Regions from separate parts of the Homo sapiens genome. Here region 2 is linked to region 1. A link is an interaction called in ENCODE POLR2A ChIA-PET data of the cell type or tissue named here. Cell type or tissue: IMR-90. All regions are shown on one strand. Links, peaks and the distances in the headings refer to the core of each region. The heading gives the core; the rest is flanking DNA.

Evidence for each region. ChIA-PET counts read pairs that join two places held together with the same protein. Peaks named below come from ENCODE experiments on the same cell type or tissue, not always from the same donor. Only the 100,000 strongest peaks of a DNase experiment are listed, where the experiment ranks them.
Region 2: POLR2A ChIA-PET joins it to region 1 with 5 read pairs; 3 of 35 experiments call an interaction of 5 or more read pairs at or near these places.

What each region holds. Positions count from the first base shown.
Region 1 is chr4:2,974,632-2,980,163 of GRCh38, reverse strand. The region is part of intron 1 of GRK4 (G protein-coupled receptor kinase 4); the gene reads right to left. Among named protein-coding and RNA genes, the nearest start is that of GRK4, 14 kb to the right of the region's middle. In IMR-90, for the core only: a CTCF peak has its summit at 1,570 (motif pointing left); no DNase peak of the experiment used is centred there.
Region 2 is chr4:2,865,933-2,871,464 of GRCh38, reverse strand. All of the region lies in intron 1 of ADD1 (adducin 1), which reads right to left. Among named protein-coding and RNA genes, the nearest start is that of ADD1, 25 kb to the right of the region's middle. In IMR-90, for the core only: no CTCF peak of the experiment used is centred there; no DNase peak of the experiment used is centred there; H3K4me3 peaks cover 968 bases; H3K27ac peaks cover 1,315 bases.

The DNA of each region.
Region 1 (5,532 bases), core at 390-5,389:
GTGTGCCAGGCACTGTCCAGGCTCTGGGTACCCTGTGGAGGGTCAGGCAGCTGGTCCTAACAGGATGAAAGCACTCTTGTCAGACCCAAAGAAACTTGGAGCTGGGAAGGCACAAAGAAGGGTTCTTGCTTACATGTCTGAGATAAGAACCATTAGGAGGAGTGTCTAAAATAACCCCACAAGAAATTCTTTCACATCCTTCATGCATTTCATGCTTTTCACAACCTACATTTGGCACATATGCAGGTATTTCTGAGACCAGGTACACTGGACCATTTTTTTTCTTTTTTGAGATAGGGTCTTGCTCTGTCACCCAGGCTAGAATGCAGAATGCAAGTCTCACTGCAGCCTTGACTTCCTGGACTCAAGAGATCCAGCTACCTCAGCCTCCTCAGCAGCTGGGACCACAAGCATGCACCACCACACATGGATTTTTTTTGGGGGGGTAGGGGGACGGAGTTTCACTCTTGTTGCCCAGGCTGGAGTGCAATGGTGTGATCTTGGCTCACCACAACCTCCGCCTACTGGGTTCAAGCAATTCTCCTGGCTCAGCCTCCTGAGTAGCTGGGATTACAGGCATGTGCCACCACGCCCGGCTAATTTTGTATCTTTAGTAGAGACAGGGTTTCTCCATGTTGGTCAGGCTGGTCTCGAACTCCTGACCTCAGGTGATCCGCCCGCCTCGGCCTCCCCAAAGTGCTGGGATTACAGGCGTGAGCCACCGTGCCTGGCCACTCTTTTTTTTTTTTTTTTTTTTTTTGAGACAGAGTCTCCCTCTGTCACTCAGGTTGGAGTGCAGTGGCACCATCTCAGATGATTGCAACCTCCACCTCCTGGGTTCAGGTGATTCTCCCACTTTAGCCTCCAGAATAGCTGGGATTGCAGGCGCCTGCCACCACACCCAGGTAATTTGTGGGGTTTTTTTTTGTTTTTTTTTTTGAGACGGAGTCTCGTTCTGTTGCCCAGGCTGGAGTGCAATGGCGCGATCTCGGCTCACTGCAAGCTCCACCTCCTGGGTTCACACCATTCTCCTGCCTCAGCCTCCCAAGTAGGTGGGACTATAGGCGCCCATCACCATGCCTGGCTAATTTTTTTGTATTTACAGACGGTGTTTCACCACGTTAACCAGGATGGTCTCGATCTCCTGACCTCATGATCCGCCTGCCTTGGCCTCCCAAAGTGCTGGGATCACAGGCGTGAGTCACCGTGCCCAGCCTAATTTGTGTATTTTCAGTAAGAGACGGGGTTTCAGCATGTGGGCCAGGCTGGTCTCGAACTCCTGAACTCAGGAGATCCGCCCACCTCGGCCTCCCAAAGTGCTGGGATTACAGGCATGAGCCACTGTGCCTGGCCACACATGGCTATTTTTTTAAAAAGCTTTTGTAGAGAAGAGATCTTGCCATGTTGCCCAAGCTAGTCTCAGACCCCTGGGCCCAATCGACCCTCCTGCCTCAGCCTCTCAAACAACTGGGATTACAAGCATGAGCCACCTTGCCTGGCCTGGACTTTTTTTAGGACGGCAGCAATTGAGATAAGATGCTCTTGAAAGAACACCTGCCCCCTAGTGGCATCTCCACCACAGAACTGATGCCAACTACGATTTTGAGCCTCTGGAACCAGTGAACTCTGTTTCCAAGCAGCTTATGTGAACCTCTCCCTGTCTGCCAAATAAAAGCTTCCTCTTCCTTTCCCCTTTTCGGGTGCACCTGTGGCTCGCCATGGCTGTGCATCCCAAATTATAATCCTCTTTGCTTACTCCCTAATTCATTCATTAAATTCAGAGATATTTTTCTCTGATATCTTTTTTTAGATTGACAATAGAATCGATTAGCTCAATTACAGAATCCTATCAGACCAAGTTTTTAAAAGATTCTTAAAAACTTAGCATATTATCAATTAGCTTAATGTGTGAAGCCACAGTCTATGAGATAACCAAGAACCTTCTACATAAAGTAATTTTAAAGATGAAAGTTGTTTTCCCTTTTTCTTCCCACTCAATATGGATCTTTAGGATAGATTAATACAGCAACTGACTTTTAGGAATTTCTATAAAACCTAGTTTATTCTCAATTTTAGCTGTAAAAAAGAAGGAAAATATTTTATTGTCAAAAGAGATATAGTCAGGGCACCAAAGGCTCATGTTACAAAAGAAAAAATAGGCAAAATGAACTTCATAAGCCCATGGAATGGGGGAAAACATTTGCACATTATATACCTGATAAGGGATGAGTAATCAGAATATATAGTGAACTCCTAATAGTCACAACAGAGCTGCTGCTGGGAAGTGGCAGCCCAATGAGGGACATTTCCCAGTCCCCTGTGGGGAGGGGGGCCATCTGACTGTGATCTGGACAACAGAATGTGGACAGAAGTGTTTATGCCACTTCCACGCCTGGCCTGGAAGAATCTCCCACACGGTTCTCCGTGCTCTCTCGCTTCTTTGTTTCGTAGATGGACCGAGATCCACAGGAGGATCTTGGGAGCCATGTGCTGATGACTCAGAACTTCTGCCAGCCTGGAATCCTCAATGACTGCACAAAGCACAGTCTACTCACCCACTCCCTCCCTGACCGCCCTCAACGTGGCTTTTATGGAAATGAAAAATAAATTCTATTCTTATTGCTCCACAAACAACAGAGATTTTAAGGTTTACCTGTTACAGCAGCAAGTATCAGTTTAACTGATACAGATGTCAGTATCTAGAGGGAAATATTAACCTAATAAAAAACCCTGGGTAAACAGATGGTCTAGCAGTAGGCGTAGCAGCCGGAGCTCTGCGTTATTCAGTAGCAGCAACACATTTAGTTCAGTGTTGTCTGTGATGATAACTCAAGAGGCAGCACACACAGACCAAGTGCTTGGAGAGCCCCACGCTCTAGCAAACAGGTCAAACAGCAGTAGTATGCGCTGTTACTCATCATACCGAGGAAGGTATTTTGCTGGGGAAGGGAGCTCAAGCAAGAATTGCTGGCTTTGTAAGCAGCAATAAAAAAAAAGTGCAAACAGACCAGAAATTTGGGCCTTTAGAGAGTATGAAAGGCCGCCTGTTCCTGGACCCCCAAACAGTGGAAAATAAGACTGGAAAAGGCTTTGAAAGACAAAAGCAGATAAAAACTCAGCTCTGTGCAGCAAGCAGATCAGGGGTGTGGTTTTCCCACCCATACTGCTGCCTCAAGACAGCCCCCAACTAATCTGGGGAGTAGAGACTTGAAAGAAAGAAAATTCGGCCGGGTGCGGTGGCTCGCGCCTGTCATCCCAGCACTTTGGGAGACCGGGGTGGACAGATCACCTGAGGTCGGCAGTTTGAGACCAGCCTGACCAACATGGAGGAACCCTGTATCTACTAAAAATACAAAATTAGCCGGACGTGGTGGCATGTGCCTGCAATCCCAGCTACTTGGGAGGCTGAGGCGGGAGAATCACCTGAACCTGGAAGCGGAGGTTGTGGTGAGCTGGGATCATGCCGTTGCACTCCAGCCTGGGCAACAAGAGCAAAACTCTGTATCAAACCAAAAAAAAAAAAAAAAAAAAAGAAAGAAAGAAAATTCAAGCTTGAGAATGTGTCTAGGAAAGAACGGTGGGTGCAACTACTGGCACATGGAACTGGCTGGAAGCAAACATATCATCAAAGGACAAAATTACATCAAATTTCAAATTGGAATCTAGTTGGCTTTTATTTGCAATGCTAGAATTGGGCAACACCTCCTTCTAAAAAACAGAATGCAGCCTGGGCAACATACTGAGACCCCATCTCTAAAAAAAAAATTACTCAGGCATGGTGGTGTGCACCTGTAGTCCCAGCTACTCAGGAGGCTGAGGTGGGAGGATCACTGGAGCCTAGGAGGTCAAGGCTGCAGTGAGCCATGACTGCGCCACTGCATTCCAGCCTGAGCAACAGACAAGAGCCTGTGAAAGAGAGGGAAAAAAAAACAAGGAAGAAGGGAAGGAGGAGGGAGGGAAAGAGAGAGAAAGAAAGAGAGAAAGAGAAAGAAAACAATGAGTGTTTCAATGAGCTAAACAGAGGAGTTTGGTTTTATAGGCAGAAAAGGGCTGAAGCAAGCAGACACAGAGAACAAAAAGCAGACTAGTCCTTTCAGAGTTACTTCCCTTGCTCCTTGCCCCTTGCAAAGGTTGAAGCAGAGGGGACCTCCTTATCATGCTGGCTAAAACCGGCCTGTTTGGGGATTTGGCTACTATGTATCTCTCCTGATTTCTCCAAAGGTCAAACAACTTTCAGCATGGTGACATGGAACTTTAGCAGGACTGACTCAATTTTGGTTTGATTTTTGGGGCCTAGTGCAGGAGCTCAGTACAAACCAATGGCCACCTATAAATTTAGCTTAACAAGATCAAAAGCTGACTATGTTTCTGAGAGAAATATAGTGCTGAAGAACTTGGATCCAGGATGAAGACAGCCTTGAACTGCTTGAGCCTTGAAACAACCTTCAAGCCCACAAACTTAAATCCGTAGAAGTGGGTCTGCAAAGCTCTGCACTGCTCCAGAAACCTGTGGAGGTTTCATCTGTCTGTCCATGTTAGCCGGCTCAAGGAGGAAAATGTCCTGGGGGTGGAGCCATGGGACACAGTGAACACAGGTGAGGGCAGAACTGGGCGCTAATCAAGGAATGTTCCCCACCCGCACAGGGCCCTTTTGCTGACGGGCCAGTGTCTACTGAGGGCTCCCTGCTCCTCCTTTTCTAAAAGGGAATTTCTACAATAGTCACCCTGCCTCTGCTCCCCCACGGTATATTAGGTATGAGGAGGGAAGATCATTTGGTTCTTTATGTAGGCTGCGGAATCCTGAGGAGCCACGTCTGGCCCTCATGGAGGAAATAGAGCAGAGGTCTTTCCGGTCTTTTTTTGAGACAGAGTCTGGCTCTGTGGCCAGGCTGGAGTGCAGTGGTGTGATCTTGGCTCACTGCAATCTCCACCTCCCAGGTTCAAGCGATTCTCCTGCCTCAGCCTCCCAAGTAGCTGGGACTACAGGTGCGCGCAACCACGCCCAGCTAATTTTTGTATTTTTGGTAGAGACAGGGTTTCACCATGTTGGCCAGGATGGTCTCGATCTCCTGACCTCATGATCCATCTGCCTCAGCCTCCCAAAGTGCTGGGATTACAGGCGAGAGCCACCGCGCCCGGCCTCATTCTGGTCTTTGAAGGGAGATTAGGATACCTGTAAGGGAAGAAGGCTGTGCATGGATATTTGGTGGCTAGAGGGCAGACATGGCACAGACAGCCAGCTGTCCTATGCCAACTCAAGACGCACTCCCATTATGCAGAGTCGTTGCCAGGATGTGGCTGCCCAGCTAGTACTTCTGTGGCTCTGCCCCCTTTGCAGTTAAAAGTGGCCATGTGACAGAGCAATGTATAAAACAGGTGTACCACTCGGGTGACAGGTGCACCAAAATCTCAGAAATCACCATTAGAGAACTTTTCCATGCAACCAGAACACCAACTGTTTCCCCAAAACTATCAGAATAAAAAACAACCAAAAACGGGTGTACCCACTTCCAGGGTTGGACCATAAAGCCC
Region 2 (5,532 bases), core at 280-5,279, 110 kb after region 1:
AAAAAATTTATGTTTTTATTTAATGTTTCCAAATATAAAAAGTCAAGACACTTACACCAACTATCTCAAATGACATAAAAGCAATTCAGTGTGTTTAACAATCATATTTCCCCTTCAGTTCTGCTGCTTTATACAATGGTATGATCGACAGGTAAATTGGATGGCATGTGCCTGGTTAGAAAATGTCATCTGTTGGCCAGGCACGGTGGCTCACGCCTGTAATCACAGCACTTTGGGAGGCCGAGGAGGGTGGATCACGAGGTGAGGAGATCGAGACCATCCTGGCTAACACGGTGAAACCCCATCTCTACTAAAAATACAAAAAAAAATTAGCCGGGTGTGGTGGCGCGCACCTGTAGTCCCAGCTACTCGGGAGGCTGAGACAGGAGAATGGCATGAACCCGGCAGGCACAGATTGCAGTGAGCCAAGATCATGCCACTGCACTCCAACCTGGGTGACAGAGCGAGACTCCAGCTCAAAAAAAAAAAAAAAGAAAGAAAATGTCATCTGTTTACAAAAAAAACAGCATGCAGCATAGTTTCTATTTTGTCTACAGTCAATTCACAAACTACTTACTTTGTTTTTTGTTTAGGAGGCACATGGAACTGAAAATTTTAGCTGCCCAATTTTATTCAACTACCCCACAAAAAAACACAAATGACAATCCTAACACTCTTCAATCTTTGGAGGGTTGAAATAGTAGACATTATTTGTTATCTTCAGTAGATTCAACTATTTAGCCTGAAAATGTTAACTTTTTCTCTTAACAGAGATAAATCTCCTTAGGGCCTTTCCTCTAATTTTGCTAGACTAGGTTCCAGAAGCCTAGTGAAGAACCCCTCCTGTGACATTTAAAGTGTGAAAACTGTAAAGTACTCTGTTGCATTATACAAATTCTTGCTAGCTGGACAGACTAAGGACAGTTGGTTTGCTAAATGGCATTGAAGAAAATCCTGACTGAACAGCACTCTCTGTTGCATTATACAAATTCTTGCTAGCTGGACAGACTAAGGACAGTTGGTTTGCTAAATGGCATTGAAGAAAATCCTGACTGAACAGCACTATTTAGTCCAAATAACGTCTCTTTTCTAATGTCCCAGAAAACACCACTCTACCTAGTACATTATTTACTGACTCGGAAATAACAAAGGTTATGCTGGAATATTCTTTCTTAGCAGAAGTACTGCAGCCCTGGGATGATCCATCTTTATTAATGTGTAACTAAACCTCAGGTCAGATACCAGACAAATTTTTGCTTCTCTCAAATATATAATGAGGGAATTCTGAAACTTTTGGACAGATTCAATTATTTATTGGCATCTCCCTTCTGGCACAGACATCTTTGCTAAGGGTAACTATTCCCAGCATTCACATGATTTACTTTTGAATCCCTAAAGCTGGAACATGAAAACTTACGGCTGAAACTAGGAAGAAGAGAGCCATTAAAGAAAGCCTCCGTGTAAAATGCCTGCTAGAGGACCCAAAGGATCTTGTCAGATTTCTAATGCTCTTTGATTGTCAGCTAATAATGAATTACTGCTCCGTGGGAAAAAGGAGATAATGAAAGTGGTATCCCCTGGTAATGTCCTTGGCCACCTGGCACCCGACTCCAGAGAGCCTTTGGAATTGTCAATAGGAGACCAAGAAGAGAGGTGATCTCTGCAGTATCTTCCCTTATTTCTACTAACTCCTGGCGCATAATAAATTTGCACTGGAGACACCTTCCACCTTACATGCAAGGCACCAGAGACTGAAAAATACGAAGAGCAGGAGATAACAAACAAAATTCTCTCAGTGCATGACAGAACTCCACTTACAGTATATCAGCAGGGGGAAAGTGTCCATGAGTGGGAGGTAGAAAGAACTGAGAGAGGATATTATGAGTTGGACTGTGTCCACTCCCCAAAATTCACATGTTGAAGCCCTAACCCCCAGTTCCTCAGAATATGCCCTTATTTGGAAATAGGGTCGCTACAGATGTAATTAGTTAAGATGGGGTCCACAAGGCAGACCTAATCCAAAATGACTTATGTCCTTATAAAACGGAAAATGCGGACAAAGAGACACGCACAGGGAGAACTAAGTGTAGATGAAGGCAGAGGTGGACGCAGTGCTTCCTCAAGCCAAGAAACGCCAAGGACTGCCGACTACCGAGCTAGGATGGGGCCCATTCTCCCTCACAGCCTCGGGAGGAACCAGCCCTGCCCACACCCTGATCTTAGACTTCTAGCCTCCAGAACTGTGAGATGACACATTACTGTTGTTTAAGCCCCTGGTCTGTGGCACTTTGTTACAGCAGCTCTAGGAAACTCATAGAGAGGGGCTGTCAGGAAAGCTTCACTGAGATGATTTCAGAGGTAAAACGTGACTGCCAGGTGGCTTGGGGAAGGCAGCAGTCACCTGGTGAATAAACATCTACTGAGCTTTAGGGAGTAGCACAGAAAACACAGCAGAGTGAGCGCAGTCAACCGTCGTCTGATTTCACATGCAGTACCTGGCACCCAGCAGGTGTTCCACATATTTTTAATGACCTAATTTAACTATTCTCTCTATTCTAAACCTTTCAGCCCCCACTCATTCTCAATATCCAACTCGAATGCTTCCCGCTCTATGAAGGTTCCCCACGCCCCAAGCCTGGCACCTGGACTCCTGTGTGTCAACATACACCATTCCCACCTCTCCCATGGCCACTTTCAAACAGGACCAAATCATATGCGGATAAATTATCTGGGTACATACTTGCTCCATCACTGGTCTGTGGGCCTGTGAAATACAGGGACAATACATTTCTAACTCATGTTTGTACAAGGGCCCTGGGGGAGTGTGTCATACATAGCAGGGGCTCAAATGAGACTGTTTATTCCCGAAGGAGGGTATTTGCCACAAGGGACATCTAACTTCCCTGGGACAAAGGGCTCCAAGAGGTCTGCATCCAAAATGAAACTGCATCGTCAGGAAATACGCAGTGAAACAGAAGGTGGAGAGTTCGCTGGAAAGAGTAACAAGATTGTAAACAGACTTGGGGGCTCCGACACTGAAGACTAAATCCAGGCAGAGGGCTGGGAACAGTGCAGCCGTCAGCACACACCCTGGCCAGCACCAAGAGACATGGACGCCCTGGCCAGAAATTCATTACAAACACTTGGAAACCTGCAATACTGGAAGGCTGCAGCACCAGCCAATGCAAAGGAAATCCCTGTAATCTACTGGCAGGAGGGAGCCCAACATCTGGCGCTATCTCCCAAACACAACCGTAGTTAAGCTCTAACCCCCCACTGCTTACAGTACTAGCCTAATGACACAGTTCTCCACCACCCTAAAAGAGAACACCCACCTTATGTTGAAGGTTCTTCTTCACAGCTTTAGGCTGACGGAGTGTGCCCTGTTTGGGACCTCAGAGCTCAGTTAAAAGCCTTTAATTACTCTGATCGGATCATTTCTATTCCTGTGTCTCCGGATGTCCTCTTGCAGAAGCAGCTGCTCAAAAGGCCCCTTTCAAATAATCACAGCTACAGTTATCACTGCTCACTATGTGTGTTTTAACTCATTTTTTCTGCAGATAAGGCACAACACAGTTAAGCAGCCAGTAATGGGGTTGCTGGAGTCTGAACTCGGGCTGCCTGACTCCAGAGCTCCTCCTCCTCCCTCTAATCCACATTCTCTCTGACAATCAGGATGTCTCAAAACAGCTCCAATTAGAAACAAAAGCAAAAAGTAAAACTGAACCACAGCAATTTGTCCCAGCCTACTCAAGTGGGTCCTCTTGCTTCCTCCCTTTTATGATGAATGGTTAGTTAACGGCTTCCCAGCCTAAATCATCCACATTTTATTAAGTCTTTTATACAATTACATAGCTGGTGTTGTTTTTCTTTTAACTACAGCATTAATTAATCCTATGGTATGTTATGAGAGATATTCCAGTTACTTGCTTAAGGTTTAGTAGGCAGTAAGTGGAGAAGCAAGAATCTGAAATTAAGACTATGGTTTGGAGACCGCACTCTTAATTGCTTCTCATTAAACTGTGTTCTTGTTGCTGACAACAGGACTCTCCAGTCCAAGGGTCAGTACTGAGCCAAAAATCAGAGGTTGGTTCCACTCATACTCCTATAAAACTTCAACACGTATGGAGTTACCTCACCTGTAAAGTAAAAACAGCTCCCCATCCCAAACTCCAGACCTAATTTTTCCCAAACCCAGTTGAGGAAAATGCAGCTAGAAAATGCAAGGGATCCAGAAAAGTGACCACGAATTGTCTAAAGACCCTATAAAGACCACTGCAGAGAACAATGTTCTCACACACACTCGTTAATTCCAACCACCCTGCAAGATTCCTCCATGTGCAGATCAAGACTGACTCAGTGTTTTTGTGGGTTTTCCTTCTTTCTTTCTTTTTCAGACTGGGTCTTGCTCTGTCATCCAGGCTGAAGTGCAGTGGCGTGATGTTGGCTCACTGCAACCTCTGCCCCCGGGCTCAAGTGATCCTCCCATCTCAGCCTCCCAAGTAGCTTGGGACTACAGGAGCGTGCCACCATGCCCAGATAATTATTATATTTTTTGTAGAGATGGGGTTTCACCAAGTTTCCCAGGCTGGTCTTGAACTCCTGGGCTCAAGCAATCCACCCACCTTGGCTTCCCAAAGTATTGGGATTACAGGTGTGCTGGCTCAGAGTTTTAAGCTTCAGAGGTCTCACAATAAATAAATGGCCGGCTCAAAACCTAAATCCAAGACTACTCACTCTCAATGCCAAGCTCATCTACTGTATTGCAGCACAGAAAATCAAAATGTAAACACGGGAAGAGCTAGCAGGCATACTGGGGCTCTTCTGTGTAGTTCAGCACCATCTCCCCACCATTTAGCACAGAACAGGCCTCAATAAATATTTGGTAAATGAATGAATGATAAAAGAACACAAAATCATTCTGTATTACTAATTTTAACAAAATTTGTTTTCATCCCAAAAAAAAAAAACGATTTAAAATAACCTCCAGGCCAGGCACAGAGGCTGACGCCTGTAATCCCAGCACTCTGGGAGGCCAAGGCGGACAGATCACCTGAGGTCAGGACTTTGAGACCAGCCTGGCCAACATGGTGAAACCCCGTCTGTACTAAAAATACACACACACAAAAAATTAGCTGGGTGTGATGGTGCGTGCCTGTAGTCCCAGCTATTCCAGAGGCTGAGGCAGGAGAATTGCTTGAACCCGGAAGGCGAAGGGTGCAGTAAGCCGAGATTGTGCTACTGCACTCCAGCCTGGGGAACAGAGGGAGACTGCCTCAAAAAATAAAATAAAATAACATCCAGAATCTTCAGATGGCCCATGAACAAATATCAATCAGCATACTCTTAAACAAGTTCTTCCAAGAAGAAATTCCACAAAGCAGACTGCAGTTAAGATTTCAGGAGTGAATCTAGAAATAATTTTATAAGTATGCTATCTCGCAATTGAGCAAATAACACAACCCAGAGAGACTCTGCTGTAGTTACTATACTAATTCACATATTCTGAGCCACATGTCCTGAACAATTACA